2 separate regions of the Homo sapiens genome follow, and region 2 is linked to region 1. A link is a loop called in an ENCODE intact Hi-C map of the cell type or tissue named here. Cell type or tissue: PC-9. All regions are shown on one strand. Links, peaks and the distances in the headings refer to the core of each region. The heading gives the core; the rest is flanking DNA.

What was found. A loop is a pair of places that touch in the nucleus more often than their neighbours do. Peaks named below come from ENCODE experiments on the same cell type or tissue, not always from the same donor. Only the 100,000 strongest peaks of a DNase experiment are listed, where the experiment ranks them.
Region 2: a loop joins it to region 1, with 12 times the contacts of the local background. A loop is called at or near these places in 36 of 110 quality-filtered maps.

The regions. Positions count from the first base shown.
Region 1 is chr6:106,434,917-106,451,703 of GRCh38, reverse strand. CRYBG1 (crystallin beta-gamma domain containing 1) reads right to left here. Exons shown (of 22, transcript NM_001371242.2): 2 at 1-10. LOC105377924 (a long non-coding RNA gene) reads left to right here. Exons shown (of 2, transcript NR_134603.1): 2 at 1-208. It also overlaps the pseudogene RNA5SP211. Among named protein-coding and RNA genes, the nearest start is that of CRYBG1, 83 kb to the right of the region's middle. RefSeq lists an enhancer at 3,333-3,834. In PC-9, for the core only: CTCF peaks have their summits at 5,031, 5,233 (motif pointing left), 6,326 and 6,536; a DNase peak (open chromatin) is centred at 6,573.
Region 2 is chr6:106,329,480-106,346,266 of GRCh38, reverse strand. No RefSeq gene overlaps it. Among named protein-coding and RNA genes, the nearest start is that of ATG5, 12 kb to the right of the region's middle. In PC-9, for the core only: CTCF peaks have their summits at 6,565, 6,768 (motif pointing left), 10,865 and 11,068; DNase peaks (open chromatin) are centred at 6,706 and 11,036; H3K27ac peaks cover 388 bases.

The DNA.
Region 1 (16,787 bases), core at 2,352-10,351:
ATCCAAAGCTCTGCAAAGAACGGAACCACAGTCATGTCAATACACTATGAACAATGCCAAAATCTCAAGAAACCCAAAGGCATATTTCTCCATGTATTAATATATTTCCAGTCAGCCCAAATAATGAATCATTCTTCAAAACCTACACGGCGTTGTAGATAATTTGGCGCTCTCATAGCACATTTATAAATAAACCTGGATGACTTCACCCTGTGCCTAACTGAATTCTTTTAAATCCTATGCAGAAAACAAATTAGAGATAGATAGAGGTAGACAGAAACTAGATGGAGAGACAGATTTTGGCATGAAAGTAATCCAATTTCATTTTCCAGTTTCCTGGTTGTTCTATGTCGTGGCTTTTAAGAAATAACAAAAAGAAATTTGTAAGTTTCCTGAACACTGGAAATAAAGTGGGAACTGAATCCCAGTTAGAGAAACAATCTAGACTATGCCAGGAAATGGGAACTGTTCCTAGGATTATAATATTTATCAGATTCAAAAGGAATGGAAACTAATAAAGGCAGAAAGAATGTTTTACAGACTCTGATGGTTGCCTACCCCAAAGCCATTCCCTTTATCCAACCCTTCACTGTTCTCCCACCTCCCCCATACACACTGCCTTTGCTAATAATCCTAAATTTGTTCAGCAATTCATCCTCCATATGCCTCAGAGAAAGCTGCTCCCAGCCCCAGTAGTCAGTCGGGATTGCTCTAACCCTGGTGTCCAGTTTCCCTCACCAGTAACTGATTTAGGCAAATGCCCATATGTAACTGTCTTGCTTATGTTACCACATTGATTGATGTCTCCCTGACCCTCTAAAATGTTCATACTTTGCCCTGCTTCTCTGGCCCAGTCCTGACCAATGGGATGTGAGAGGCGTCTGCTGAAGAAATGGGGGAAAAGGTCTTCTACAAGAAGAGAAAGTTTCCCTTTCCTGCAGGCCAGTGTCATGCCTGCATGTGATGAATATGATAGAACATCTTGGGACCATGTGCAGGATTAGCCTAAGGAGACTAGATTGAGGAAAAAGCAGAGAGGAAATACCTATCTCTTGATTTCTTGAAATGAGAAGCAGAATTACCTATCTCTGGAGTTCTTGTTGTGTTAGATAATAAACGTCCTATTCTTCAAGCCATTTTGACTTGGGTGTTCCTTGCTGTCTGCAGTTGAGCATCATACCTGATCCAAGGTTTGGTAGATTTTGTAAGCACAGGAATAAAGATGCCAGAGCAGAATGACAGCTTTGAATGAAGAATGCCAGTAAAGTAGAAAGAGAACTAAAAATGCAAGACCTCAGCATTTCGCAACAGAAACGGAAGCTTTTGTGGGATTTCTACAATGTTGCAAGGATATAAAGAGGAATAGAGCAAAGTGTTAACACTTTAGAAGGGCAGGAAGATCTAATCAATATGGTAATATCAGCAAGGGAGATATAGATGGGCATAATTTGTGGAACTCTATTGTGTACTTTTTTTTTTTTTTTTTTGAGACAGAGTCTCACTCTGTCACCAGGCTGGAGTGCAGTGGCATGATCTCAGCTCACTGCAACCTCCACCTCCCGGGTTCAAGTGATGCTCCTGCCTCAGCAGCTGGGATTACAGGCATGTGCCACCACACCCAGCTAATTTTTTTGTATTTTTATTGGAGACAGGGTTTCACCATGTTAGCCAGGCTAATCTCGAACTCCTGACCTTAAGTGAGCCACCTGCCTCAGCCTCCCAAAGTGCCGGGATTACAGGCGTGAGCCACTGTGCCTGGCCCCTGTACATACTTTTTTAAAAAGTCACTATTGTTTGCATTATATAAAATGTAAAGGTACATTAGCAGCAATATATTTCTTTTTGTTTTTCCTTTAGTTTCATACTATGAAAGTAATACTTGTGTACAGTAAAGACAATATATTATGCCATATATAAACACATATAAAAATACATTTCTACCTGTGAGGCTAATATCTTCTTAGGAATTTAAATACAGTATTTTTGAAGGGAAAGAGAAACACATATAGCTCAGGAGAATTTAAGTAACAACTGAAAAATACCTTAAAGTTGAAATGCTGTCATCGTCTTACCATGAATGTGTCTTACATCAAGACCTATTTTTATTAATTGTTCCAGTACCCTAAGTTAGTGTTCACCTTGTCCTTCTGCTCACAAATATGCCAAAGAAGTAGCAAACAAGAGAAGACTCCTAGGACTTGAAAGCTTATTCCAACTGCTGTGGACTTACACATTGTCAGCCATTCAAGTACTAACCAGGCCCGACCCTGCTTAGCTTCTGACATCAGACAAGATCAGGTGCATTTAGGGTGGTGTGGCCATAGATTAGACTTACACATTGTGAAAAGTCAACCACAAATGTTAGGCAGTCTGCTCCCCTTAATAGTTTTCCTTTTTGGAAAAACATATGTGCCCATTGACTGACTCCAAGTGACAAGAGAGATAAAAGCAATCTACCTGTGCTTCCTAAGCTTTGTATTGTCGGAGACGGGCACTCCAAAAAAGACCTATCTCTTCTTCCTAGATACTTACGTATTACATAATTAAAAGCTGGCAAGTGTAGCCTTTTCTATGTATTTTGCTTGTGATACAATCCCTGCTTAAAACATAGGATCCTTTTGCCTGGAAATAACAGTCCAACTCACAGAAGCCTGATAAAAAACAAAATATATTATCACATATAAAACAAAAGGGGTAGACTGAGTTGGTTTAACTAGTGTATTCCTTTGCTACTGAATTTAGTCACTGCTACATTTCTAGCTGTCACATAGAGGTATGATAATTCCTTCCTGTGTAACTTGCTTAGAAGTGGGGGAAATCTCCTCTAGAAGCCACCTAGCAGGCTTCTTTTCATACCTGCACTAAACCGATCACTGGACCCAACCCTTTGAGGCTGAGACCTGAAGGACACTACTGTGCAGAAATTAGACACCTGAAGAAGCTGAGGTTCAATTAGGAAAAAAGGAGAAGGGAGAGGGTAGAAATGGATGTCGATGTGCATTCTATCCTCTCCCTAGCTTTGTCTTGAAATATGTTCCCCACACTTGCTACACTTTGGGAGAGGTAGAGATGACACATATTTAAGATGGAATTTGAGCTACCAGAGTAGGAACTTTCATAATTTGGGCCTTGTAGCGTGTTGAACCCTGTGAACCTGCCTGCTCTCCTGATTTGGGGGATAAACTAAGTCGACACAGTGTGCTATCCAAGAGTCAGTTCTCTATACTTGGGGTCATGATCTCCCAGATGGGAGGGTACACATGGCCCTGGGGGAAGGCTTAGTTTTTCAGTGGCTAGAGGAGGTGAGGACTATCACAGACAGTTCCAGGGACGGCCCTTGCTTCACCATCATTCTAAAACAGGAACTGCTGAGTGTGTGTGGTATACCCAATAACCTCTGCTTCCCCTTGAGAGGAGGAGAATGATGGGGTGTTGGCTAAATTCCCTTTCCTCGTGACCCAGATCCAGACAGTGCTGCTGTGCACCTGGCCATGGACGCCATGATTTCACAGTTTGCTCCAGGACTTGGTTGGAGGTGAGGCAAGGTCACAGGATGTGTGGGCTGAGTGGGCTTCGCAAACAGAACTCTGCTTCAGGGCAGCTTCTTGCCCAGCCCCGGAAACTCAGGCCGTCCCAGGAGCATGTTCTACTTCCTCTCTAGAGTCAGTCACAGGCCTTCTACTCCTAGCAAGCTTACTGGACAAGTTTGTCTCCTGAAACACAACCTTCACAATGTATTACACAGAAATAATACACTTGAAATCGTGCCAAGAGGTCTCTAAGACCTAAAGCAACTTTGTAACACTATCTAGCATTCATTCTTTCAGCATTTTCTAGATCTTCCATGACATGTCATATATCAAAGCACACAAAGGTGAACAATTCCACTCCCTGCCCTCAAGGATATTAAGGTCTAGTAGACATAGGGGCTTATCGAATGGGCAGAAATATTTTCAATTCCGAATAATGGTTACCTCTGGAACTACACATAGATAAGTCTCCCTAGCCTAAAAGCCAACCTTAATAAATGTTTGCAACAGGAAAGACCAATTGGAAAGTTTGTTAACTTTTCTTTTCCAAAGGGTAATGTTTTCATTATTATTATTTTAATTTTTGTGGGTACATAGTAGATATATATATATATATATATATATATTTATGAGGTACATGAGGTACAAGCATTCAAAGTGTAATAATCACATCATCAAGAATGGGGCATCCATCCCCTCAAGCATTTATCTTTTGTGTTACAAACAATCCAATTATATTCTTTTAGTTATTTTTAAGTGTACAATTACATTATTATCACTATAGTCACCCTGTTGTGCCATCAAATACTGAGTCTTATTCATTCTTTCTATTATTTTTGTACCCAAAGGGTTAATTTTAGTTTTACTCCTGATGAGTAGGGTGTAGGTGGTCATAACAGAGGCTAAGCTTGGCTCCCTGATGAGAAATTTATGTGCCAATGGAAGCACAGTTTCCTTTGTGAATAGTCACAACTGGTCATTTATTAACGACAATAACCTCTTGGGTAAATAACATAAAACAACCGCCAAATGCTATCATATTGGTCTGCAGTCTTAGCAGAGGATAATTTATTAACTTGCTAATTATACTCCTTTGTACCTCCCTTTTCTTTTTAGCACAGATGTTATACTGCCAGAGTGAAAGTTTCAGTGTTAAGTATGGTACTTGATTTTACTCAGACTTAGAAGTAAGTGGAACATTTGCCAATTCATTCAATTATGTTTCCTTTTTATTTGGCTTACTTTAAAAAACCAGATTGCCCCTCTCCCTGGAGATTAAGTTGGTAGCAAAATTAATAACGGCAAGACTGTTTTCCCTTTCCCAAGTTAAAAGAGCCGCATGGCTATTCTCAGACAAATCCCAGAATTGTGAGACCTAAAGCTTATATAAGAAGGGGGCGGGCCTCTTTAATAAAAAGAAAAGAGAATCTCTTACTTTCTCAAGATTGACAGTGCTAGGGCCTCTCCAAAGCCCTTGAAAGTGGCCCTGATAAATCTAGTTCGAGTTTTCCTAATGTTGGTCTACACCACCAAGTTGTTCCTTAAGCATTTAAATATGTGTAGCCTAATATAAGGCAAGTTAAATAAGTTTTTTAATAATTCTTGTTTTATAGTAATGTACATCCAAAATAATAAAATGTAGCATAAAAGTTTAGGTTTAACTATAGTTTATAAGTTATAAATTGATGCTGTACTGCCATCTATTGTCTATCCAAAGAATTATTACTGTGTTCAACTGAGCCTCAGAGTTGTGATTTCAAAGTTACCAAAAAGTGCTTCCACCTGCATTGAATTGAATTATTTCCTCAAGGGAACCTAAGACACCAGATACTAGAACCACTCTTCTGAATTAAGGCATTGGTTGTAACATGCATAAGTTTTCTGGCCACAAAGGAAGGAGAAAACTTAATTCACTAACAAATGGCACTAATAGTGTGCATGGTGTTTCTTTACTGCAACTGCTAAATGGTAGAGAGCAACCATTTACTGAGCAACCTCTTTCCTGCTAACATTAGACCCTGTATTAGATTACGGACACATACCATCAGATAATGCTAGACCTGAAAAAGTCCCTGGTGATTACCTGGTTCAGTCACTTTATTGCAGATTTGAAGAGACATTGTTCCTCAGAAACCATGTGACTGACTGACAGTGTTGTGCCTGCTGGTTACCCATGTACATGGTACTGGAAGCCCAGGCTCACAAAGAGGCATCTAATGACAGTGTGAGGATAGAGCCATGTAAATCTCTCCCATCTCCAGAAATAAAACAAAACCCCACAATCTATTTCCCTTGGAAAACCTAGAATTTTGGATTTACAGAATGGGTTTTTCCTTCAGAAGCAGTGTTGTCTTCAAATTTGTATTTTTTCTCAGCTGAATAAAGGATCAAATATAGCAATGTATACACACAGATTTCAGAGTCATACCAGCCTGGCCATTAGCTATATGATCTTGAGCTAGTTACTTCTTTAAGCCTCAGTTTCTTCATCTGCAAAATGGGAGTGATAAATTGTTAAGAGAATTAAATTAGGTAAAACTTGTAAAATGCTTAGCCTAGTACTGCCATATAGTAGGTTCTCAATAAGTATCAGCTATTGTAATTATGCATATGAATGTCAGTTGACATGTCCTGAATAATAATTTATAAGGAATTATATAGATGGTACTTTGAGCTAGCATATTTATCAGGCTCAGATATGAAAGGAGAATGTCTGGGTTGGAAGATCCCTTAGAGATAATCTAGTGACCCAACCATACCATTTTTCAGATGAGTTCATTGAGGCCCAGAGATATTCATTGTTCAAAGTCACACGGCTAATGACAGAGTTAGGAGTAGAGAACCCACCCAACTCCTCACTCAGAGACTAATTTTAAATTCTCAGTAGATGAGTTTCACGATCACAAAATTCCAAGTTGGATGGGGAAATGAAAATAATTTGCTATGCTCATTCGAGTTTTTAAAATACAAAGCATCCTCAAAGTTACAGGTATGTAAAGGATGCTACACCACTAACCCAAGTATTTCTTGTTGCCAATGGTAATAGAATGCAGAAACTCTGCCATCTAGTGGTTGCACAAGAATATCACTCCTCTACTCATCCTTTTTTGTCCAGTCAGCCTCTACTTCCTGATTGCATTCACCTTCCTGGGCACTTTGATGGTTTTTGTTTGTCTGTTTGTTTGTTTGTTTTGTTGGTTTTTGTAAAGACGGGGTCTCACTATGTTGCCTAAGCTGGTTTTGAACTCCTGGTCTCAAATGATTGTCTTGCCTCAGCCTCCCAAAGTGCCAGGATTACAGGTGTGAGCCACCAAGTCTTTCAAAATGGCAGCCTGAAGGCTGGGAGCCATCTCCCAATATGCTGTGTGGTGCAGAAATGTTTAAGTTCCCCCTCACACCTGACCAGTGGAATGCAAATCATCTCTCCAACAAAGGCTGGAAATGTTTGCCTTAATACTTCTATCTTGTGAAATCGAGGCTTTGGGTGCTACCGAGTCTGTGAAAGTTAAGCAAAATATCTCAGGACCACTAGTATGTTGATTTTGATGATTTCGGATCACTCCACATGATTAACGAACCATGAAACTCGCCCAGAACCAGGCTAGGTTCCACAAGGTTTGGCTTTATTAGCATTGGTCCCAGAGGAAGAAATGATTTCATTCTGGGCACAAGCAAAGAGAAGCCAAGGCCGAGGACCAAACAACCAGGAGAATTGTGCAAATCCCCAGGAGAACTGAGGAACCGAGGTCTGTGCCTCAAGGAACGGCTCGGTTTTATCAAGAGTATTGTGTTTCACGCGTGATTGCACATGCTCTGATTTAGAGAAGCTGAAGGTCATGGCATTTTTTTCAGCTTCTCTTTATAAGAGTCAAGTTGGACAAGTTTTGTTTTCAGTTGTCGAAATACAAAAGAAGATTTTTTTGATTGCTGGAATTTTCCTTTTAAGGCAATTCAAATTCTTATCATCTAATGGCAGAGAAGAGAAAATGTAGCTTTTATTTTGACAGTGTCAATACTCCCCAAAGAAAGACTAATGATCTTACTAAGCTCATGAATAACAAATTAATAATGCAAAAGAGGGTATTTTCAATTGTTAGCCTTTGTAGCACCAAACAAAGCTTCTGGTGATATTACCATGGAGCAGGCAAGGAGGAAAAAGCCTGGCAGAATATGGTTATATTAATGGATACAAAAATACAGTTAGATAGAATGAATAAGATCTAGTATTTCATAGCACAACAGGGTGACTACAGTCAACACTACTTTATTGTACATTAAAAAATAACTAAAAGAAAATAATTGGATTGTTTGTAACACAAAGGAAGGATAAATGCTTGAGGTGAAAGATACCCCATTTACCCTGATGCAATTATTACACATTATATGCCTGTATCAAAATATCTCATGTATTCTATAAATATATACACTTACTATGTACCCACAAAAACTAAAAATGAAAAAAAAATTATGTGGTTATAGGCACAAGGGTAGAGAAATAGTCCTAAAGTACCAGGGGCAACTCTGAGGAGTCATCTTTGAGCCCTCCTGCTCCAATCAATCCACCTCTGATCACTCATCAAGGGGTCCTTTGTCATCGCATTTGAACTTGCTTTGAGGGACACTATAAGATGCAGCCACGTAGAACTCTTGGTTGGACCTATTGCAGGGATGCCAAGAAGGATGTTAGGTACCATCTTACTTAATATCCTTTATATGGAGACTGAAGGGAAAGATTTCTCTCATTCTGAAATGCCAAGAAAAGCTTTTCTCTTTTTCACTCCTTGTCTTTTAGACAATGAGGTCCATGTACTTGATCATGAATCAATTTTAACAATTATATAAAACATTATGAATGTGTGTTTCTGTAAAGTAATTGTTTCTCTTATCACACTATCATTCTTTTAGTGTTCTGATCTGTATTTATTTGCATTGTCAATTGGATGCAAACTACTGTAAATCTTTTAGAGGAAGAAGTGACAGGGAGGCAGTTATAAATACAAGAAAACTGTTTCTTCCACCTCACCAGTATGACATCCATCTACTCTTGTGCATTCCAACCACTACTATCCTACTTCTAAACTTCATTATGTCTTCAGTTTAGTAAGATTCCAGTTATTCTCTGCTACTGAGTGTCTCCTGCAGCCTTTAACCTATTCTAACTTTACAAATAGATTGATCTTCCTGATGTACTGTCTGGTTTGAAAACCAACAGATAGCTCAGCACTGTCTACAGAATAAAGCCCTAACTTCATTGTCTGGTATTCAAGTGCTTTCACCTTCTGGACCCAGTCTAACTTTTCAAATGTAGCTCCCCTACACACCCTATATTCCAGGCAATTTTGTTATATTTTAGCTTACTTATCACTGATGGCTCTTTCTCTCATCTCATCTCTTTAAGGGGCTCCTGGGTATGAGTCCCTTTGTTTCTGCCGTGGCATATAATAACATCTGTCACATCACAGATGCTCTGTAAGAGTTTGCTGGCTGAGTGAATACAAAGCGCTTTCTGCAAAGGTGGTTTGATTCATGAAGATAGCAGCTGCTTGCAGAGCCTGTTGCTGTTTATGACTGTTTCAAATAATGTCAATATAAAGCTTTGGTTCAAAAGCACCTCCTCCTAACCACGATAGTTACATGCAAAACTGGTCTGTTGGTTATTATTTTCCAGAAGTCTGTGGTGATGGCACACACTTTGAAGTTAACTTTATAGCATCTTTAATATGCATCATCTGCCTATTTTGTTTACCTTTGCCCCACCTTAGCTCTCTAGTCCAAAACTCATGCCAGCAACAATTAGTAAGAGTCTCTTAAACTCTGGGGTCCCTAAACAACCTGGCACGAAACTCGTCTGCCTTAGTTAATCCTTCCAGGCACTCAAATAATTATCTTCATCAATCCTGAGCTTTGATGGCACTTACACTGCCGCAATCATCATTACTTCATGGCATTTCCAGAAGCAATAAAGTTTCAAGAGAAATTGTGTAACTCTTCCTTGTATCAAACATTTTTTAGCATTTATTGTATTTTCTGAACTCACAAACACCTACTTTTCTTATAGATCATATACTCTCAACTTTCTCACAGCTATAATTCAGAGGTTTCAAGGCTCTATTCAATATATTCTTTTATATGGTGGTCTATAAATCTTTATAAGAATTGAGTCTTTAAAGGTTACTTGCAAGACCTCTAAAACATTCCTACACATAATATGGTGCTTATAGTAAATGCCTTTTGATAATAATATAAAACTAAAAAAATCATTTTCAATATGAGAGAGATTTCCTTATATTTTTTAGTTTTTCAAAATAATTCTTATGGAGGTTCATTTTTTACATTAATTTTTATAACTGTCAGTTTCATCGTGTTCCACTTACTCAATTTCCAAGCACCTGCTAGTTGTCTGGTGATTAATACAAAATGATCAGTAATTAGTACATAATTCATAATTGTCTGAATCATATCTTTGGCTTCTCTCACTCACCTGCACCAGGTAGGTAAACTCCACAAGGGACCAAAGCTGCTTTAAGGCTTCCTAGACATATCCTTATGTAGCGACTAGAATTGTCATCAAATACCTAATGAATTAGTTCAATTAACTGGTGTTAATGTTTCAAAAGAGAACTCTAATTTAAAATCATTTCTCATGAAAAATCTTTATGTATTAGCAACACGTCAGGGATACAGTTTTGCTGACTGAAGACAATAGAATGGCTGTGAAGCTGAATCTGAGATGGACTGATATTTATCACCTCAGCTCTCATGAATAGAAATTCTCTAAGGTGCAGAGGCAAGCAGAGGGAAAAAGAGATTATCACAGTATCCCTGCTCTCCATCTATCCAAATAAAGTTGTCCTTGCAAAGATGCTAGTCACAAGCTCCAAATGTCAGCTTCAAATTCCCACCCTAAGGGTGTTCCAATACCACTCTAACCTCCTTCTCCCCTCCCTCCACCTCAGACTTCCAGCTGTGGTCAGACAGATTTGTTTGCCCTTCCCATACATACAACTTGCTTCATTATTTATATGTCTTTGCTTGGGTTTTCTATTAATGCTTTTGCCTCTCCTCTTTGTAATCTTTGGCTATCAAATTCCATCAAGTCTAATTTCAAAATTCACTTCCTCCAAGATTTCCCTGATTGTAATAAATCCTGTTTCATAAGCCCCTAAAAGTCAATTTCATGTAGCTGAAATATTACACTACAGCAAAAAGAAAAGGACATCGTTATAAATCACAGAATTGTTTCAATACTAGTTTTTAAAAAGAAAAAGAAAGCAATAAAATGGTGTGAGAAATAGTGTCTATTTTTCTCAAGTGTAGATTATTCTCTTTTTAAGAATAGGGATTATTGAGAAACATCAGTTTCATCAGAAAGAGATGGTGGGTGGAGAATTTTTCACAGGCTGTAACATGACTTTACAGAGCTTTTGTTGTTACCACATGTTGATGATTATTATTTCTAATTTCACATCAAGATTCATGGTTTTTCCCTTTCCGTCACACAAATGCATCACTAGCTTTACTTTTAGGCTTTACAGCCATCAACTGAGTGATAGTGATTAATAATGGAATGAAAGGGGAAACAAAGAATGGAAAGAAAAAAAGAAAGGGGCCGGGTGCAGTGGCTCACACCTGTAATCCCAGCACTTTGGGAGGCTGAGGCAGGTGGATCGCTTGAGATCAGGGGTTCGAGACCAGCCTGGGCAACATAGTGAAACCCTGCCTCTACCAAAAAAATACAAAAATTAGCTGGGCATGGTGGTGTGCGCCTACAGTCCCAGCTACTTGGGAGGTTGAGGCAGAAGACTTGCTTGAACCCAGGAGGTGGAGGTTGCAGTGAGCCAAGATCATGCCACTGCACTCCAGCCTGGGTGACAGAGAGAGACTCTGTCTCAAAAGAAAAAAAAAGAGAGAGAGAGAGAGAGAGAGAGAGGAAGAAAGGAAAGTGCTTCAAATAAGGTGAGGATGTGCTTTAAAGGAAGGAAAATTCTATATGTGGAAATAATGTAGCTGAGGGAGAGTAGAGGGCAGAAGAAGAGAGGCAGCACAGCAGGTGCACAGCCCTGGAAGGGGAAAGCCACCAGCCCCACGTCTTCCCTGGGCTGGGTGCTGGGACTGCCAGGCTTAACACAGGCTTCTTGTACAGCTCTTGACACAGAGAACTGAAGGATGTGCATAATGCAGGGGAGAGAAAGTAAGTGGTTTTGAACTTCGAGGTTCAACATTATGAAATACCATTTTTGTAGGTCAAAACCAGTCAAATATGGCAATTTCATATAGTTGCACCTAGTACTATTTAGTAAGTGTTCATCTAGGTTTTCCGGGAACATATATCAGTTTCTCAATTTAATCATAGGCTTTTTAGGAGCTAAGAACCATATCACCTTCTGTCTCTATAACCTGTACTCAGTGGGTATAAAACAAATGCTTTTTTTTTTTCAGTCAGGGATGATACAAAACAAGTTTTTTTCTTGTGCCACTGGTTGAGGCTTCCAGTACAGAGAGAGTTGAGTCACTAAACCACAAAGCATTCTGTCCCAAGAAAATATTTATTTTGTTTAACAATATTTTAAATTAGGGAGTGTTATCTCATCAGGTAGAATGATGAGGACTCTTGAGTCAACAATCTCTGCTCACAGGAGATTTTTATTCCTGCAGTCAAGACGAAGGTAGAAACTTTCACTTTGTGAAAATTGGGCACAATCTAACACAAAGAACCACTGTATTCATATTCTTCAGTTAAAATATCTTCATATTGTCTTTGTACCAAATTTTAAAGAATATTAACAATAATTCAAAAAGGAAACAAACTTATTTTTTATAAACTGAATAATGGTAGGACATATAAAGATGCTTCTAAAAATGAGAAATTCATAAAATTAAAAAGGAGATAATTAAATTTTATTAAAATTTTCTATTTCACACATTGTTTAAAAGGGAAGAATAAAGGCTATTGGTATTTTTCCCAGCTTTGATAGTTGCTTTTTACTGAAAAGGATCAAAATATTTTATTAGCAAAATTAATTTCCCAATCTGTCATCCGTTTTTTTCTTTAAAAGAAGAAAATCTTAGGTTTTCCTCACTTGGGAACCACTCAAAATATTTTTCTCTTTTTTTTTTTTTTTTCATTTTTTAAGTAAATTGATACCAGGTCTCACTATGTTTCCCAGGCTGGTTTCAAACTCCTGGGGTCAGGTGATCCTCCCACCTCAGCCTCCCAAAATTTTGGGATTACGGGCATGAGCCACTGCACCTGACCATATTTTTCTCTTGTTACCAAATTTAACAGTTACAATTTATGCTACTAGACTTTAAATATGAGAAAATCACATAACTGCAATTACTATTAACTCATTTATTTTTGAAAACCGAAAATATTTGACATCAAACCATTACATGAATCATTCCAATGGATTATTCATTTTGTCCTCTCACTTTCCTATCAATAGTTTATCTGTTTTACTAGTAGAAAAAGGAAGATATTGATCAACCGAAGAAATACCATGCAAAAACTTTGATTCTCTGCTTAAAATGTAAGCATGTTATGGGAAAGCAAACACATATGGATTATGGATTTACTATTTGCTTATAGACAGAGCCACACGCCTGTGACAATGCAGGAGGAGACTGGAGTGACGCAGTGGGAAGCCAACGAGAACACCAAGGATTGCCAGCAGCCATGGGAAGCTAGGAAGAGCAAGGAGGGATCCTTCCCTAGAGCCTTCAGAAGGAGCACGGTCCTGCTGAAACTTTGATTTTGGACTTCTAGCCCCCAGACTGTGAGAGAGAAAAAACTGTTAAGTGACCATGTTTACGGCAACTTGTTATAGCTACCCCAGGAAACTAATATACCACGCTACCCCAACGTGAATGTGCATTCTAAAAGACAGCTTGAGGAGAGGGCAACGTTTAACACAGAGATGAAATAACAGGTATTTCTGGCATCAGTAATAACTCAGAGGAAGAGATCTTTTTAGGGACGCTGGCCTTCAGAGTAGTTTTTAAATGAGGCTTGGCATGTGCCAGTCTCTTCCAGGGAGGTGTAGAATGGGCTGTCTCTTAGTAAAGCACTCTACTAAGCCCTGTGGAAGGAAGAAAGATAAATAAAAAGATGTACATGCCCTTTAAAGTCATCCAGGCACTCCAAAGACACCAAAAGTCCCAACATAAAAAGGTGCTGTCTCAGGAACTAAGAAACCTTGAAATAAAATCAAGAAGTACTGAGAGAGAATCTCTGAGCTAAAGAGAACTGTGTATCTCTATATCGTCCATTCCTTTAAATCCCAGCCAAGTTATACCATATCAAAGATAATTCCTGGTGGCTAAAGAATTAAATGCAGAAACATCAAATCATAAAGATTAGGAGCGTATTATGGCATATTAGAAGGGAAGGAAAACAACTTCCTACGATTAAAAGCAATGAGAGAAATAAAAAAGAAAGGCTAGGTGCAGTAGCTCATGCCTGTAATCCTAGGACTTTGGGAGGCCAAGGCAGGAGGATCAATTGAGCCCAAGAGTTCAAAACCGGCCTGGGCAACATAGCAACACCCTGTTTCTACGAAACAAACAAAAATCAGCTGAGTGTGATGGAGCTTGCCAGTAGTCCTAGCTACTCAGGAGGCTGGGGCAGGAGGATTGCTTGACCCCAGGAATTTGAGGTTACAGTGAGCAAACATTGTACCTCTGTACTCCAGCAGCCTGGGTGACAGAGTGAGATGCTATCTCTTAAAAAAAGAAGAAGAAAAAGAAAAGAAGAAGAAAAATATTGGTAGTTTTACTATGCAAAAATAAAAATTTCCATACATTAAAAAATTAAAGGCAATAACAAGCCAAGAAAATACTTTCAGCAAATATACCTGATGATTAGTTAAGAGCCATGCTAAAGAAACCATATAAATATATAAGAAAAATATTAGCAAACCCAATGAGATGAACAAGGGAAATGAAAAAAATAAAGCATTTGAAGAAATAAAGGGTTAATGAAAATATTTTCCCAACTTCAACTTCCCTATATGCAAATTAAAGTAACAATAGGATACAATTTTATTTGTTTTGTTTTTAGAGAAGTGGGTCTCTCTGTTGCCTAGGCTGGAGTGCTGTGGCTATTCATAGGTGCAATTATAGTACACTGCAGTCTCAAACGAATCTTGTGCCTCAGCCTCCCAAGTAGTTGGGACTACAGGTGTGCACCACTACACCTGGCTTGGGATACAATTTTAAAATTGATAATGTCCAATGGTTTAACATACTACTCGGGGGTGGGGGGGGTTATATTAATTGCTACAGTCTTTTAGTAAGCAATTTATTCATACTTATCAAGAGACTTAAAATGCTACTATACCTATCCCCTATAACTCTACTTTTAGGAAATGATTTGAAGGAAATAATTTTCAAAGCATTCAAAGATCTATTTATAATATGCTTATGGTAATATTATTTATGATAACAAAATTTGCAAAAAACCCATTCAGGTAATGACTAAGTAAATTATTGCATGTCCATATTATGGAATGCCATTTATCCTTTAAGTCATGGGGGCAAAGCTTGTGATATAATGGTAAGTAGAAAAGTAGAATAAGATTGCGGCCGGGCGCGTTGGCTCACGCCTTAATCTCAGCACTTTGGGAGGCCAAGGTGGGTGGATCACGAGGTCAGGAGATCGAGACCATCCTGGCTAACACGGTGAAACCCCGTCTCTACTAAAATTACAAAACAGTAGGGCGAGGTGGCGGCGCCTGTAGTCCCAGCAACTCGGGAGGCTGAGGCAGGAGAATGGAGTGAACCCGGGAGGCGGAGCCTGCAGTGGGCCGAGATCGCGCCGCTGCACTCCAGCCTAGGCAACAGAGCGAGACTCCGTCTCAAAAAAAAAAAAAAAAAAAAAGAGATTGCATGTCAACGATGTTACATATCTAAGAGCATACTGAAAGGAAATACACTAAAATCTGAACAGGAATTCTCTGGCTAGTTGGATCAGGACTGATTTCTGTTCTTTCTGTATTTTCCGAAATTGACATTCATTCTCTTATAATAAGAAAAACATTTAATAAAAATGTTTTAAAACTCCTAATAGGTTCCTCAGGGAAGCTTAAATAAAGATTTTGAGTGGCAGTAATAGAAGGTAAAACTCCGATGATGGAACAGACCTTTTTACATAATTTAATAAAATATTAATGCATAGATTTTGCCTGCCAGTCTCAATTTCTTTTTCCCAGTTTCTTAGGTCAATAATTCCCAATCTAGATCTTGGAATACTTCACTAATTTTTTCTTGGATGGTTTCCAAGACACGATTTGTTTTTAAAATTTGCAAGGGCTGGGCACCGTGGTTCACACCTGTAATCCCAGCACTTTGGGAGGCCAAAGTGCTTAAGGTCAAGAATTAGAGACCAGCCTGACCAACATAGTGAAACCCCATTTCTACGAAAAATACAAAAATTAGCTGGGCATGGTGGCAGACTGAGGCGGGAGAATCACTCAGACTCCTGGAGGTGGAGGTTGCAGTGGGCTAAGATCACGCCACTGCACTCCAGCCTGAGTGACAGCATGAGACTCCATCTCAAAAATAAATAAATATAATTAATTAATTAATTAAATTTGCAAGGAAAACAATACTGCAGAGAAATTCACCCTGTATGATGCAGCCAACATCTGTTTTGACACTTGTCAGATAATTAAAAAGCAGTCATTACAAATGATTGTAATGTAATTTTGTAGGTTGGGGACAGTGACTCATGTGTGTAATTCTAGAACTTTGGGAGGCCAAGGCAGGAGCATCATATCAGCCCAGGAGTTCAAGACCAACCTGGGCAACATAGTGAGGCCCTATTGCTACAAAAATTTAAAACATTAGTCAGGTGTGGCGGCCCCTGTAGTCCTGGCTACTTGGGAGGCTGAGGTGGGAGGAGGATGGCTTGAGCTGAGGAGTTTGAGGCTGTAGTAAGCTATGATCACACCATCCTGGTTGACAGAGGGAGACCTTGTCTCTAAAATAATAATAATAATAATGACTTTGTAGTGCTGGCAGCTAGATTGAGGAGTGGGACAGGAGAACACAGAAATTAACAGGAGAAGGTCTTTGTTTTGTTTTGTTTCCTGTTGTGCATCATTTCAAAATCATTTATTCTACCTAAACAGGGGACAGGGAACAAATAATGAAGGGGCACGCTGATTCCATTCATTGTTTGGTTTTTCAGTGATCTGTAACTCTTCATTTACCCTACAGCCTCTTTTTGTTATCCATACACATTTTGCAGAACAACTC
Region 2 (16,787 bases), core at 3,563-11,562, 110 kb after region 1:
TAAAAAGTCATCTAACTTTAAAGGATATCATCCTAACTTTATATCCTAAAGTTCATTCAAGGCCTTAATTCAGGGATTCGCATGAGCTATAGAGAATTTACAGCCGGGCTCGGTGTGTAATCCCGGCACTTTGGGAGGCTGAGGCGGGTGGATCCCTTGAGGTTAGGAGTTCAAGACCAGCCTGGGCAACATGGTGAAACCCTATCTCTACAAAAACTACAAAAATTAGCCAGGCATGGTTGTGTGTGCCTGTAGTCACAGCTACCCGGGAGGCTGAGGTGGGAGCATCGCCCGAGCCCAGGAGGTTGAGGCTGCAGTGAGCCGTGAGTGTGCCAGTGTACTCCATCCTAGGTAACAGAGCAAGACACAGTCTCAAAGGAAAAAAAAAAAGAACTTGGCTGATTACTACTTTTTCAAGAGAAAAAGGAAAGAGAATTTACTGGCAATTAGGAGTTAACACTGAAAATTTTAATAAATACATCTTTCAGTTAATCAATAAGCATTGCCCAAGGTAGTGTTAAGTGCTTTATGTGGGACCAGAAACATTCTTCAGGAGGTTAAAATCTAGTTCGACACCTAAGACTAAGAAACATCAAATAATTAAGGGATAAAGTAAAGAAGTTGCTGCTGTAAATTTTTATCATTAGTTATTAGTTTACTAATCTAATACATAAAAACTAACAGTAAATTTTATTTTTGTCTTATGTCTTGGCCATACCTTAGTCCACTATTACTCCGCCTTCTTCCTAGCTTGGCCTAAATAACTATAGGACGACACTCATACCTGACACATTCAAATTGCTTGGATGCAGTCCTGTCCTGAAACTAAGATATACATCTACATACCACACAGGCTAAGCATTGACTACCTATGGTAAATTGAGAACATTATATAATTCTTCCAGATGAGTGAGGGCTTTGCAAGAGAGGATGTAATTATTATATGAAGAAATGAAAATAACACTCTCCTTTCTCATTTGCAATGCTTATTAAATTGTATGAATTACATGTTACCAGATTGTTTATTCATATTTGCTTTGTTCTGAAAAAGGATTTGAGACTGTTGAATGAAAATAGGTAACACATAAGCAACGAGCTGTGTGGGTTCTTTTCCCTACTCAGAAACATAGAATATAATTTCATATACTGTAGTAATGGCATAATAAAGTGGCTTAATAAGCAGCCAGTTTCAAACACTGCTTAACTGGCTAGTTATGGGTAATTTATGCATGGGATAATGCAGCCCATCAGTTGCTACATTTATTTAGCATCCAGAGGTTTTGCGTAAATGAATCAATCAATTCAATTTAAAAACTAGTATAATTTATTTCCTCCTACTTAATTGACATTGGCTCTGATGTACCCATTACCTCAATTATGGAATTCTAGATTCAAGTCCATAGTACTGGATCTTGGACAGACTGTCATTTTAAAATAGAATTAAATGAGCTCATGTACCAGACATGGCTAGTTGCCAATACTCATTCTCCCTTCTTCAAAACATTACCCTGATTCTGTTTGAGGTGAGAACACTCTCTAACTAAAAGTACTTGATTTCCCAGCTTGTTTTCCAGATAGAGGTAGTCATTTGGCACAATCACGACCAGTTAGATGTGGGTGAACATCTGTGGCGAGGATTTGCTTCCTTGAATGGAATGGTAAACCTTTGAGAGGAGGAAGTCCTTGGCCTCCATCCTTTCTGTCTTCTTTTCGTCTTCCTTCCTGAGACATGAATGTTATGCCAAAGAAGCCAAACCCATCTTATGGCCCAGAGGATTGCAGGGCAGGAAGAAAGAAGCATTTGGAACAATGACGCTACCATGGGGCCACTACCCAAGCCCTAGACTTCTTGTAATGTGAACAACAACTAAAAATCTAATTTTGGTTGAGTTTTCTGCCACCTGCTGTCAAATTTCAAATACTATAAAGGTGCCCAAAGTGGGTGCCAAAAAAATGTTAGCAATTATGTGAGAGATTCCTAAAGATCAGGAAATACTTTAGGAAAGCTTTAATTAATTAATTAATTAACATGAAAAAGGGGAGTAAGTCTAATAGCAGGGAGGTAAAAACAATGATGTTATTAATATTTATTATTATTTTTTTTTAATAGAGACATAGTCTTCCTGTGCTGCCCAGGCTGGTCTTGAAGTCCTGGGCTCAAGCAATCCTCCATGCTTGGCCTCCCAAACTGTTGGGATTACAGGCATGAGCCACCACACCCAGCCAATAGTTATTATTATGGTTAATTTTTTGAGTGCTTACCATACACCAGGCACTGTGTAATATTGTATATATATATAAATATAAATATGCATATAACATACAGCACATATATAAACAGATGTTTATTTGTTATGTATATATAACATATGTATAATTTATTACTATAACAATACTATAGGGTTGCAACTATTGTTACCCCATTTCATAGGTGAGAAGAATAAAGCTTAGGAAGGTTAAATAAATGTGGCTACAGGCGCATGCCACCACACCTGGCTAAATTTTTGTATTTTTAGTGGGGACAGGGTTTTGCCATGTTGGTCAGAGTGGTCTTGAACTCCTGACCTCAGGTGTTCCACCTCCCTTGGCCTCCCAAAGTACTGGGATTACAGGCATGAGCTGCCACGCCTGGTCAAAACATCCTGCTTTTTAAATGAAGTATCAGATTAAGACATGTAGGCAAAAAAGCAATGTAGCAGCAATGCATGAAGAATAGGTTTATCTGTTAATCCCTAAATAGCTGGTATTTGAGTATCAGGAACTACAGAGACATCTAGAGGGGAAGAGGAAAGGTCTGAAACCGTGGCCAAGAGACGCAAAGCTATGCACTGCCCCTCAGAACTTCATGATGGCAAAGAACAGTTTATTGTGTTGAACTTTTGTTTACACTGATGTGTATATATTAAAATAAGACGTATTTGTTAAAGTGTGGTGGTGGTCAGGAGAATACACTTCACAGATCTTTACTGAGTGAGAGTGATTGATTGAGGGCCCAGGGACTGAGCATGCTGGAGATTAGAGGGCAGTCCTATTCCATGGGACTCCTCTGACTGATGACTTTGGCTTGAGACATCTAAAAATTTCTTGTTGCACCTACCTTAGGCTAAACTGGCTTCTATCCACCTGCTCCTTTGCTCCACTGACAGCTGGCTTTCCCAGCCCCTCCTCTCTCCCTACATTTTCCTTTTCTTTTTCTTTTTCTTTTTTTTTTTTGAGACCAAGTCTTGCTCTGTTGCCCAAGCTGGAGTGCAATGGTGTGATCTTGGGTCATTGCAACCTCAGCCCCCCGGAGTTCAAGTGATTCTCCTGCCTCAGCCTCCTGAGTAGCTGGGATTACAGCATGTGCCGCCATGCCCGGCTAATTTTTGTATTTTTAGTAGAGGCAGGTTTTCACCATACTGGTCAGGCTGGTCTTGAACTCCTGACGTCAGTTGATCCGCCCGCCTCCACCTCCCAAAGTGCTGGGATTACAGGCTTGAGCCACAGAGCCTGGCCTTCTTTTTTTTTTTTTTTTTTCAGGGATGTCCCCATGTTCCCTGGGCCAGTCTCAAACTCCTGGGCTCAAGCGATCCTTCTGCCTCAGCCTCTCAAAGTGCTAGGATTACAGGCGTGAGCCACCATGCCTGACCCCCCTACATTTTCTATCACAGAGACTTCTCCTAGAGAAATATTTGTAAATTTAATCCTGTCCTGGAGTCTGCTTCTGGGAGGACCCAGACTAACATGAGTGATAAATGTCTTCTTAAGAAAATGCCTCCAGTCTAGACTGCTCCCTCAAACTCTAGATCTCTTTAGATGTTACCATAAAATTCCATAAGGATACTTTGCAGGTAATCCCCCACCTTTTTAATAGACTTAGTTTTTCTTTTTTCTTTTTTTTTTTTTTTTAGACTTAGTTTTTCTAGAGCATTCTTAGGGTCATAAGAAATTTGAATAGAAGGTACAGAGACTTCCCATATATCCTCTGCCCCCACACAGGTATAGCCCCCCACTAACAACATTGCCCACCAGAGTGACATTAACCAACTTTGAGCTCTAGGGAACACATGCTAAAAATTTTCTTCTTATCAGTTTTATAATTTCTTTGTATCATTAATATTAATACTTCAGCAAACAACAATGCTTAGAGACAGTGATTCATGGGCTAATTTTAGACAGTCCTCACTACATAAATAAGGCCTGTAGTTTACAACTGATGAACCTACATTTACACATCATTATCACACAGTGCCCATAGCTTACCATAGGGTTCACTCTTGATGTTGTACAGTCTAGGGGTTTGGATAACTTATAATGACATATATCCACCATTCTAGTGTCATGCAGAGTAGTTTCACTGCCCTAAGAGTCACTGGTGCTTTGCCTGTTCATCCCTCCCTCCCTTCAACCCCTGATTTTTTTTTTTTTTTGAGATGGAGTCTCACTGTGTTGCCCAGGCTGGAGTGCAGCCATGTGATCTCAGCTTACTGCAACCTCTGCCACCCAGATTCAAGTGATTCTCTGGCCTCAGCCTCCTATGTAGCTGGGATTACAGGTGCCCACCACCACACCCAGATAATTTTAGTATTTTTAGTAGAGACAGAGTTTTGCCACATTGGCCAGCCTGGTCTTGAACTCCCAACCTCAGGAGATCCAACAGCTTCAGCCTCCCAAAGTACTGGGATTACAGGCGTGAGCCACCACACAGGGCAATCACTTGTCTTTTAAGTGTCTTTATAGTTTTACCATTTCCAGAATGTTGTGTAGTTGGGACCATACAGTATGTAGCCTTTTTGGGCTGGCTTTTTTCACTTAGCAACATACATTTAAGTTTCATTAAATGTCTTTTCATGACTTGATGGCACATTTCTTTTTAGTGATGAATAATATTCTATTTGTCTGTATGTACCATAGTTTATCCGTTCACCCACTGAAGGATATCTTGGTTGCCTCCAAGTTTTGGTATTTGTGAATAAAGCTTCTACAAACATCCATATGGATAGAAGTTTTTGTATGAACACAAGTTTTCAACTCCTTTGTGTAAATACCAAGGAGCCCAATTGCAGGATCAGATGGGAAGATTGTGTTTAGTTTTGTAAGAAGCCACCAAATTGTGTTCCAAAGTGGCTGTACCATTTTGCATTCCCACCAGCAATGAATGAGACTTCCTGTTGCTCACATCCTTGCAGGCGTTTGGTGTTGCTAGTGGGTAATCTCGTTTTGGCATTGGTCTTGGTTAACAGCCTGAACACTAACACCTCAGCCGCCCTCACAAACTCACCCAATCAGTCACTAAAGTCCTTGATTATTCCTCTTGAACATTTCTTCTTTCCACCCTCTTCTTCATCCCACTGCCTTGCCTTTGTCATCATTTCCCAGTTGACTGTGGTAGTTTTTCAATTGCTCCCATTGCCTCCAGAGACATCGCCAGTCAAAACACACTTTATGTTAGCTGGGTGTGCTGGTTTGGGCCTGTAGTCACAGCTATCTGGGACAGTCCTAACTACATAAATAAGGCCTGTAGGTTACAATCGATGAACCTGCATTTACACATCTATCATGCAGTGTCCATAGCTTACTACAGGGTTCATTCTTGGTGTCGTACAGTCTAGGGGTTTGGATAAATTTCTAATGACATGTATCTACCATTCTAGTATCATGCATAGTCATTTTATGCCCTAAAAATCCTTGGTGCTTTCAGGGAGGCTTGCTGCCTCAGGAGCCTGAGGCAGGAGGATCATTTGAGTCCAAGGCTACAGTGAGCTATGATCGCACCACTGCACTCCAGCCTGGGTGACAGAACAAGACCCTGTCTATTAAACAAACAAACACTCACTACGGTCTGAGAAAACTTCCAAAACCACACATCTGGTCATATCATGCCTTTGATTGAGACTTTCCGTGGATCCCCTCTGGTTACAGTGTCTTTAGAACCTTTTTAACATGACCCACTGGAATAAAAACATTCCACATCAGGACTCAATAAACACATTCTTATTCAAGATATGCACGTGTATGCATAATATATATAACTAAAGTAAAAGTTTTATGAAACAAACTTACTCCTGCTACTTGTGATGCACTTTGATATTTTCTATGTTATTCTATTCTGTTCTGTTCTACAAAATTTTATTTAACACAAGAAATTATTGCAAACCACTAAATTAATCTTACAATCTAGTAACAGATTATAACTAATAGTTTGAAAAACCTAGAGGTCTGGAAGATGAAGTCCAAATTCCTTTCCTTGGCTTCTGATCCTTCTCTTGATGTAAGGTTGGACAATAATTCCAGCTTCATTCATCTCACCGGTAAAACCACTGAATGCCTGCTATATGTCAGTTACAATGTGGGGAATTAAACAGTGAGTAATGAATGGCTCAGTGCCAACCAGAAAAGACAGTGCAGCATTCTGTGGGACACAGACCAGCAAAAGTCTATTACTATTCAATGATAAAATGAAGGTAAATACTGTTAAGACAGCACATAATAAGGCGATATTCTTGGGGGAAGTAGAGAGAGCTTCCCGGAAGAAACCTCTAAAGTGACATCTAACAGCTAAGTAGGAATTAATCAGGAAAAAGGGGTGGTGAGAGGTATTGTCCCAGGCAGAAGAAGTAGCCTGTTTATTGGAGGCAAAAGAGGGCATAAGGTTGTACCAGAAGGGTGAGCTTTTTGAAGACTAAAAAGTGATTCATTGTGGCGAGAGACTCAGAGCTCCGGGAGGCATAGGGTAGGAGATGCAGATGGAGAGGTAAAGAACGCCCCCTGGAGGATATTGAAGGCCACACTTCTCTTCCAGGCTTTCAGATTGCATCCCAGGGAGTCCAAGACTCCACAGAGGGGCCTCGGGGACAGAGGGAGAGTATCAGATGAAGGCCAAGCAGGCCAGACTTTCCTTACCACCTTCAACCTAAGTAGCAGCGGCACAAGCATCGTGGCATTTTACATGGACCCGTTTTGAAGACAGTGAAGAAAATAGAGTGGAAGAAGGCAAGACTGACAGCTGTGCCAAACTGGAAGAGTGGCAGCAAGAGGGTAAGAGGACAGGAGCGGGCAGAACTTAAAGTCAGGATAAAGAAAAGACAGCACTGGGGATTTAATTTTGAACAAATCCTCATATTTTACACCTTCCGTGTCTTTGTGTATTTTGTTCCCTCTGCCTAGAGCAGGATTCTTGACCTTATTTAATTATTCATTTTTTTCTTTTGCAATGCATATCTTAGACTGTCTGGGAAATCTAAGAATAATGTATTTAAAGGCATCAACATACACATTGCTACAAAGAAACCCCAATATGTTAATATATAGTTATCAAAATATTAGGAACACAAAGTTGTGTTATATTGTTTCCTTGTTAATGCAATAAATAATAAGGTCTTACAGTGAGCCTTGTAACTACTGTAATTTCAAAGTAGTGAATAGTAAATATTTCAAGGATCTGAATCAACTGCAATGTGAGTTGAATATATCTGTGATTCTATTGGTGACAAGTTACAAATATTGCCAATACTACTCCAGTTTGTGGCCTGAATTTATAATGGAAGGAAATGCTAAATTTCGAACTGGAGGTTACTGAAAATAAAGATGAAACTATTTTCCCAACCAAATCTTCAAATCCTTGAATTGGAACCATGAACCCCTTGGTTACAGCCCTGGCTTAAAAGCCCTTTCCTTCCTTGTCTACCTGTTATATTCATTTAACTTCTAAGGTTTATCTTACATGTTGCTGCTAGTTATTCTTGAAGCTAGATTCTGATGGCAGTTGTATGTAGTTTAATTACAGCCTGTGAGGGACTGCTGCGGTCCTTTGTTTGCTTGTCAGTTCTCTCCCACACTGGAATGTGAGTTCCCTGAAGGCAGAAATTATTTCTGATGTACCTTAGTATCCTGAGTATTTTGCACAGCCTTGCATCAAAAAGCCAATTGAATTAATGGACACACTGTTCCATGAGAACACTAATCACTTTAAATTGCTGGGTAGGGGTTGGAGTGTGGAGAAAATGATACTTTACTTGTATCTCTCTTTCAGTAATACAGAAACTTCATGTTATAGTCAGTGGATGAAAAGAATGTAAGAAAACTGCCTAGAATAAGGCAGTAAACAAAATAAGGGTGCATAAATGGTGGATAGAAGTGTGTGACAAGTAGAGCATGAAAGAATCCCATTGAAAAAAGAGTAGATTTGGCTGGGTGTGGTGGCTCACACCTGTAATCTCAGCACTTTGGGAGGCTGAGACAGGAGGATGGCTTGAGTCCAGGAGGTTGAAGCTGCAGTAAGCCATAATTACGCCACTGCACTGCAGCCTGGGTGACAGAGTGATACCCTGTCTCAAGAAAAAAAAATAAACATAAAAAAAATGCTGCTCGTCCTTAACATTCAAAGACAGCCTTTAGAAACTTATCTCTGCCAATTCTAACAATTAATATATGTAGGCAAATTATCCCACAGAAAGATCCTCAGCGTAACAGTTGTTGATAAAAGTGTCTATTAAATTTTAATTAGTACGTTTTAAAGTAAAAAGAGAAATCATCTAAATGTCCCACTCTATAATTAAATGTGAATTAGATTTTAGAATATTTTATTTAAAAAACACATTGCACCCTGAAAAGACACGAGGAAACTTAAATGCATAGTACTATGTAAAAGAAACCAATCTGAAAAGGTTATATAATGCCTAATTCCAACTGTATGACATTCTGGAAAAGACAAAACTGTGGAGACAGTAAAATGATAACTGATTGCCAGGAGTTAGGAAAGAGAGAGGTATAAATAGGCAGAGCACAGAAGATTCTTAAGCAATGAAACTCCTCCATATGATACTACAATTGTGGATACATGTCATACATTTGTGAGAACCTATGCAACATACAACACCAAGTGTGAACCATAATGTAAGCTGTGGACTTCAGGTGATAATTTTGTGTAAACGCAGTTTCATTGATTGTAGTAAATGTACCATTCTGGTGCAGAATGTCAATTGTGGGGGTGGTTGTGTGCGTGTGGGTGGGGGGATATAGAGGATATATGGGAACTCTCTCTACTTTTTGTTCTATTTTGCTGTGGACCTAAAACTGCCTTAAAAAAATGAAGTTTATTAATAAAAAAAAAAACATGTTGCCCCCTCTTTCAAGTTTATTGTGTAAAAACTTAAAAGTGTGAATCATATTTTTGTAAAGAATCTATGGAGCGATGGGTTTTGATACATACAACATATAGCCTATATATAATATAGTAACCATTTAAAAACTATGAAAAGAAATGCTTTTTTAAAAGTGCCATTTTAGTCAAGACTTTTGCTCCTTCTGAGCTTTTATGACACTTTTTCCCTTGACCACTCCTGCCTTGTGCTTTGCTACATCTCTTGTATAATGCTCTGTTTCCCAGTTTAGGTTGTAAGCAATTCCAAGGCAGATCTGTGACTTAGATCCCTGTATATTTCCCCCCAGCCCTGGGGAAAGGACATTTCTAGCAGAATGAACATGGTAAGCAAAGGCACAGGGATGTGAGGACCGAGCTCAGAGAGAGACCAGGGAGCCAGACAGCTGACGAGAGAGGAGCTGGAAAAGTGGATTCGGGTTAGATTTGGATTTTGTTCTGTAGGCAGTGAAGATTTAGTTTTTATAAAAATAGGGCAGGGGCATAATCAGAACTGTGCTAAAGAAGATTACTCTGGCAGCAGGTTGTAAAATGGATTGGCACAGGGGAGGAGAGGCATACAGTCTAGTGAAGGACATAAAAACAGCAGCTCCTATTTATTGAGAGCTTACTATGTGCCAAGCACTGCGATAAACGTTTTATGTGCATCATTTCACTTAATCCTCACAAGTCCACGAGGCAGGTGCTATCATTTTCCTTATTTTAGCTTGAGGAAAATGGAAAAGTGGAGGCTTGGAAAAGTTACATAAGAGCTAAGTTCTTGTGCATGCGACCTGTTCAGTTGCACAAGGCCTGGCACCGGCTTTCATGCTCTGCTGTCTCCATCTTGAGATTCTTAATTTTTAAACAAAGGGCCCTCGTTTTCATTTTGCCCTGGGCATCAGAAATTATGTAGCCAGTCCTGGTTAACTCATTTGTCTGTGGCCATATAGGTAATAGATGTCAGAGCAAGAATTTAAGAGTTCATATCTCAACCACTCTGCTCTGCTGCACAAGCCGATGATCCAAATCAAACCAATGAGAGAATGTGAGGGAAAGGGGATGGATTTGAAAGAGAATATGAGGCTGGGCGCGATGGCTCACGCCTGTAATCCCAGCACTTTGGGAGGCCGAGGAGGGCGGATCACGAGGTCAGGAGTTTGAGACCATCCTGGCTAACACAGTGAAACCCCGTCTCTACTAAAAATACAAAAAAAAATTAGCCGGGCGTGGTGATGGGCGCCTGTAGTCCCAGCTACTTGGGAGGCTGAGGCAGGAGAATGGCATGAACCTGGGAGGTGGAGCTTGCAGTGAGCCAAGATCGCGCCACTGCACTCCAGCCTGGGCAACAGAGTGAGACTCTGTCTCAAAAAAAAAAAAAAAAAAAAAAAGAGAATGTGAGTTAATATTCACAAGGTTTAGAAGCCTTTTTTTTTTGGAAATTAAAATAATTTTGTTGTGAGAACGTTTTTAGGATTTCACAAGATCTTTTACAATAACCAGATGTTTCCTACTGGGAAACACTATCTTTACATCTTTTTTTTTTTTTTTTTTTTTTTTTTTTTTTTTTTTTTTTTTTTTTTTTTTTTAGCAGAGTCTAGCTCTGTTGCCCAGGCTGGAGTCCAGTGATGCGATCTCAGCTTACTGCAACCTCTGCCTCCAGGGTTCAAGCAATTCTCCTACCTCAGCCTCCTGAGTAGCTGGGATTACAGGCACACACCACAATGCCCAGCTAATTTGTTTATTTGTAGAGACAGGGTTTTGCCATGTTGGCCAGGCTGCTCTCAAACTCCTGACCTCATGTGATCCACCTGCCTGGGCCTCCCAAAGTGCTGGAATTACATGCGTGAGCCACCGCACCTGGCCTATCTTTACCTCATTGAGGGTGCTGTTGGCTGGCCTTGCTGGCTGGGGAGCTCTGAGCTTTACCTCTGGTAGACAGTGACACCTGTTGACAACAACGCATTATTGCAAGAATCTATTTTACTATTTTAGAAATCAGGCTATTTTTATTTTTACTTTTTTTTTTTAAAGACTTGTCCTTCAGTTTTACACTTCCCAGATTATTTTTCTTTCTGATGTTCATTGAAAAAAACAGACTGAAAAACTGCCTGGCTGATTCATCCTAGACTTTATTAAGAGTTTTTTTTGTTTTTTTTTTTAAGAGACAGTGTCCCACTCTGTTGCCCAGGGTGGAGTGCAGTGGTGCAATCATAGCTCACTGTAGCCACAGACTCCTGGGCTCAAGGAATCTTCCCACTTCGGCCTCCTGAGTATCTAGGATTACAGGCAGGCACCATCATGCCCAGCTAATTTTAAAAATGTTTTGTAGTGATGGGATCTCATTGTGTTGACAAGGCTGGTATCAAACTCCTGATCTCAAGCAATTCTTCTGCCTTGGCCTTTCAAAGTACTGGGACTACAAGCGTGAGCCACCATACTGAGCCTGGAGCTTTTTACAGAAAAAAATTCATATGGAAACAGTAAAAAAATCTGATACAAAGATTTTTTTAAGACAATATTAATTTATAGGATGAAAAATTAGAACACAAATCCATAATAGTTATGAGTGTAGGCCAGGCACGGTGGCTCACGCCTGTAATCGTAGTCCTTTGGGAGGCCAAGGCGGGCGGATCACCAGGTCAGGAGATCGAGACCATCCTGGCTAGCATGGTGAAACCCCGTCTCTACTAAAAATACAAAAAATTAGCTGGGTATGGTGGCGGGCGCATGTAGTCCCAGCTACTCCGGAGGCTGAGGCAGAAGAATGGCATGAACCCGGAAGGCGGAGCTTGCAGTGAGCCGAGATCGCGCCACTGCACTCCAGCCTGGGCGACAGAGCGAGACTCCGTCTCAAAAAAAAAAAAAAAAAATAGTTTTGAGTGTATACGTATCTCTAAATAATATTTGGCATATTTCTTTAATTTAACCCTGTGGAATCCATCTGTGTAGACAGGTAGAGAAGATTCAGTAACTGGAGTTATACATATAGTGTCTTATAACACGCTATTTTTCAATGGAACCCTACATTTTATCTGTAACGGTGATAGAATTGCATACGGTGTTGTAGAGTTCACACGGTAGTCACAGAAAAGCTGCTCCAAATTGTGATTTTTAAAATATATACCGGCGTACCTTCAAGATATTGAGGGTTTGGTTTCAGACCATTGCAATAAAATAAAGAGTGCTAAAAAGTAACACAATTCTTTTGGTTTTCCAATGCGTATAAAAATTAATGTTTATATTATAGGTACTATAAGGTAGTCTATTTAGAGTGCAATAGTATTGTCTAAAAAACAAATGTATATACCTTAATTTAAAAATGGTTTAGCCAGGGATGGTGGCTCACACCTGTAATCCCAACACTTTGGGAGTCTGAGGTGGGAGGATTGCTTGAATCCAGGAGTTCAAGACCAGCCTGAGCCACATAGCAAGACCCCATATCTACAAAAAAATTAAAAGTTAGCCAAGCATAGTGGCATGTCCTTGTGGTCCCAGCTACTTGGAAGGCTAAGGCAGGAGGATCGCTTGAGCCTGGGAGATCAAGGCTACAGTGAGCCATGATTATGCCACTGCACTCCAGCCTAGGCGACAGAGTGAGACCCTGTCTCAAAAAATATATATACTTTATTGCTAAAAATTGCTAACCATCATCTGAGCCTTCAGTAAGTGGTAATCTTTTTGCTGTTAGAGGGTCTTGCCTCAATGCTGATGGTTGCTGACTGATCTGGGTGGTGATTGCTGAAAGTTGGGGTGGCTGCAACAATTTCTTAAAATAAGACAATGAAGATTACCACAGTAATTGGCTCTTCATAAAAGATTTCTCTGTAGCATGTGATGCTGTTTGATAGCATTTTACTCACACTAGAACTTCTTTCAAAATTAGGGTCAATCCTTTCAAACTCTGTTGCTGCTTTATCAGCTAAGTTTATGGAATATTCTACATCCTTGGTTGTCATTTCAACGGTGTTCACAGTATCTTCACCAGGAGTAGATTCTATCTCAAGAAACCATTTTCTTTGTTCACCCATAAGATGTAGCTCCTCATCTGTTAAAATTTTACAATGAGATTGCAGTAATTCAGTCACATCTTCAGGCTCACTTCTAGTTACAGTTATTGCTATTTCTACCACATCTGCAGTGACTTCCTCCACTGAAGTCTTGAACCTCTCAAAGTCATACTTGATTATTGGAATCAATTTCTGCCAAACTCCTGTTAAGGTTGGCAACATTTTGACTTCCTCCTATGAATCACAAATGTTCATTTTTTTTTTTTTTTTGAGACAGGGTCTCACTCTGTCACCCAGGCTGCTGGAGTGCAGAGCACAGCTCACTACAGCCTCAACCACCCAGGCGTAAGTGATCCTCCCATCTTAGCCTCCCAAGTAGCTGGGACTACAGGCGCATGCCACCACACCTGGCTAACTTTTTTATTACTTATGGAGATAGTGTCTCATCATGTTGCCCAGGCTGGTCTCGAACTCCTGGGCTCAAGTGATACTCCTGCCTCAGCCTCCCAAATGCTGGGATTACAGGAGTGAGCCACTGCACCTGGCCCACAAATGTTCTTAATGGAATCTAGAATAACGAATCCTTTCCGGAATATTTTCAATTTATTTTGCCAGATCCATCAGAGGAATCACTATCTATGGCAGCTAATGCCTTAGAAAATGTATTTCTTAAACAATAAGACTTGAAAGTCAAAATTACTCCTTGATCCATAGGCTGAAGAATGAATGTTTTATTAGCAGGCATGAAAACAACATTAATCTCCTTGTACATTTCCATCAGAGCTCTTGGGTGACCAAGTACACTATCAATGAGCAATAATATTTTGAAGGACTCTTTTTTCCTGAGCAGTAGGTCTCAATAGTGGGGTTAAAATATTCAGTAAACCGTGCTATAAACAGGTGTGCTGTCATCCAGGATTTGTGTTCCATTTCTAGAGCATAAGCAGAATAGATTTAGCATAATTTGTAAGGGCCCTAGGATTTTCAGAATGGCAAATAAACATTGGCTTCAACTTAAAGTCACCAGCAGCATTAGCCTCTAACAAGAGCATCAGCCTGTTCTTTGAAGCCAGGCATTGACTTCTCCTCTCTAGCTATGGACATCCTAGATGGCATCCTCTTCTAATAGACGGCTGTTTTGTCTATATTGAAAATCTGTTGTTTAGTGTAGCCACCTTCATCAATGATTTTAGCTAGGTCTCCTGGGTAACTTGCTGCAGCTTCTACATTAGCACTTGCTGCATTACCTTGCACTTTCATGTTATGGAGATGGCTTCTTTCCTTAAACCTCATGAACCAACCTTTGCTAGCTTCCAGTGTTTCTTCTGCAGCTTCCACACCTCTCTCAGCTTTCACAGAATTGAAGAGAGTTAGGGCCTTGCTCTGGGTTAGGCTTTGGCTTAAGGGGATATCATGGCTGGCTCAATCTTCTATCCAGACCATTCAAACTTTCTCCATATTAGCAATAAGGCTGTTTTGCTTTCTTATCATTTGTGAGTTCACTGAGGTAGCACTTTTAATTTCCATCAAGAGCTTTTCTTTCACATTCATAACTTGGCTGTTTAGTCCAAGAGACCTGCTTTCGGCCTGTCCTGGCTTTTGATTTGCTTTCCTCACTAAGTTTAGTCATTACTAGCTTTTGACTTAAAGTGAGAGACGTGCATTTTTTTCTTTTTACCTGAACACTTAGAGGCCATTATAGGGTTATTAATTGGCCTAATTTCAATATTGTAGTGTCTCAGGGAATAGGGAGGCTAGAGGAGAGGGAAAGAGACGGGGAAGGGCCAGTGGGCTGAGCAGTCAGAACACACGTGTTTATCAGTTAAGTTCACCATCTTATATGGATGTGGTTCATACTGCCCCAAAACAATTACTGTAGTAACATCAAAGACCACTGATCACAGATCACCATAACAGATATAATAATAATGAAAATGTTTGAAATATTGGGAGAATTGCCAAAATGTGACAGAGACATGAAGTAAGCACATGCTGTTGGAAAAATGGCGCCAAAAGACTTGCCTGATGCAGGGTTGCCATAAACCTTCAATTTGTAAAAAACAGACTCTGCGAAGAGCAATAAGGTGAAGCACTATATAACGAGCTATGCCTCTGTTATGCTTCAGTGGTGGTCAGGCAGCAACACATTAGAAAGACCACACTTCGGAAGCAGCTGAAGTGTATTTAAATTTATTTATTTATTTATTTTTGAGACGGAGTCTCACTCTGTTGCCCAGGTTGGAGTGCAGTGGCACGATCTCGGCTCACTGCAACCTCCACCTCCCAGGTTCAAGTGATTCTCGTGCTTCAGTCTCCCAAGTAGCTGGGACTATAGGCGTGTACCACCACACCCCGCTAATTTTTTTGTATTTTTAGTACAGACGGGGTTTCACCATGCTGACCAGGCTGGTCTGAAACTCCTAACCTCAAGTGATCTGCCCACCTTGGCTTCCCAAGATGCTGGGATTACAGACATGAACCACCGTGCCCAGCCCAAATCCCATATATTTTAGATTTTGCTAATTGCATACATGAGATCCCATTTTTAACATTTATCATACTTTTGGGGAAGCCAAAAATAAAAACCCATCTCTGGTGTTCACTATGCTAATTAGCAAACCAAGCGATGTGGATCAAGATGGTGATACTAGGCGTCCTTGTGATATGTGCTCCTGAAGTGTGGTCTTTTTAATGTGTTGCTGCCTGACCATCATGGAAGCCTAGAATTCTCAGTTTGTGTGAGTAGAATCGAAGCTTATGTACTACTACCACATTCATAATATTACATTTTGTATGCTGAAGTAGGTTAATGTATGTTACAGCAATCATACAGGTTCTCCAGTTCCAGCAGGTGGAACTCCAGTTTGTAGCCTTTTTGTATAGGAATTCATGCCAGCTTTGTAGGAGTCTCCATTCTAGCAGGGGAGAGGTATCATTTGAGTAAGGATAAACGGATAGAGGAACAGAAGTGTGGTTGTGTTCTGGGAATGCACTGCAGAGTGTGCAGCCAAATGGAAGAAGTGATGCCTTTCCCCGTACAGATCCTAAAACTGACACTGAGACAGGATACGGTGATGGCGGAAAACTTTAACTGCTAGTGACTGCTGGAGACCCACTCTGCTAATGGCAGTGCATCTCAATTACTTTCAACGTGACTTGCTGATTTTCTCCCTCAGACATCGATGAAGTAACAAAGAAAACGACCACTTTCTACCTAAACTCTAAGCTATATGGAACAATTTAGATTATGAGGTGAAACTGATGGGAATCCTAGAAGAGAGCGCATGTTCAGCTTAGGTTACTTTGACAAACATTTAATAAATGCCAGGCATTATGCTGGGCATTGGTGATCAAAAAATTACCGAGGAAAGTATGAGGACCAACAAATCCAAATTGGGTGGGTCAGGAAATACTTTCCAAAACATGAATTGAGTCTTAAAAATGAGTGATGTGTGCCAAGTGAAGAAGAAAGAATGTGGTGATGGTGCTGGTGGGGGTAGTGTTCCGGGCAGCAGGGACAACAGCAACAAAGTCATAGAAGCATGGCATAGCCTTAGGGCTCAGAAGTCTTACAAAATATTGGATACTGTTGGATTTTTTGAAGCGCAAGGCAGGGAGAGCAGGGGAAGGAAGCTAGAAGGAAAGAAGAAATTAGCCAT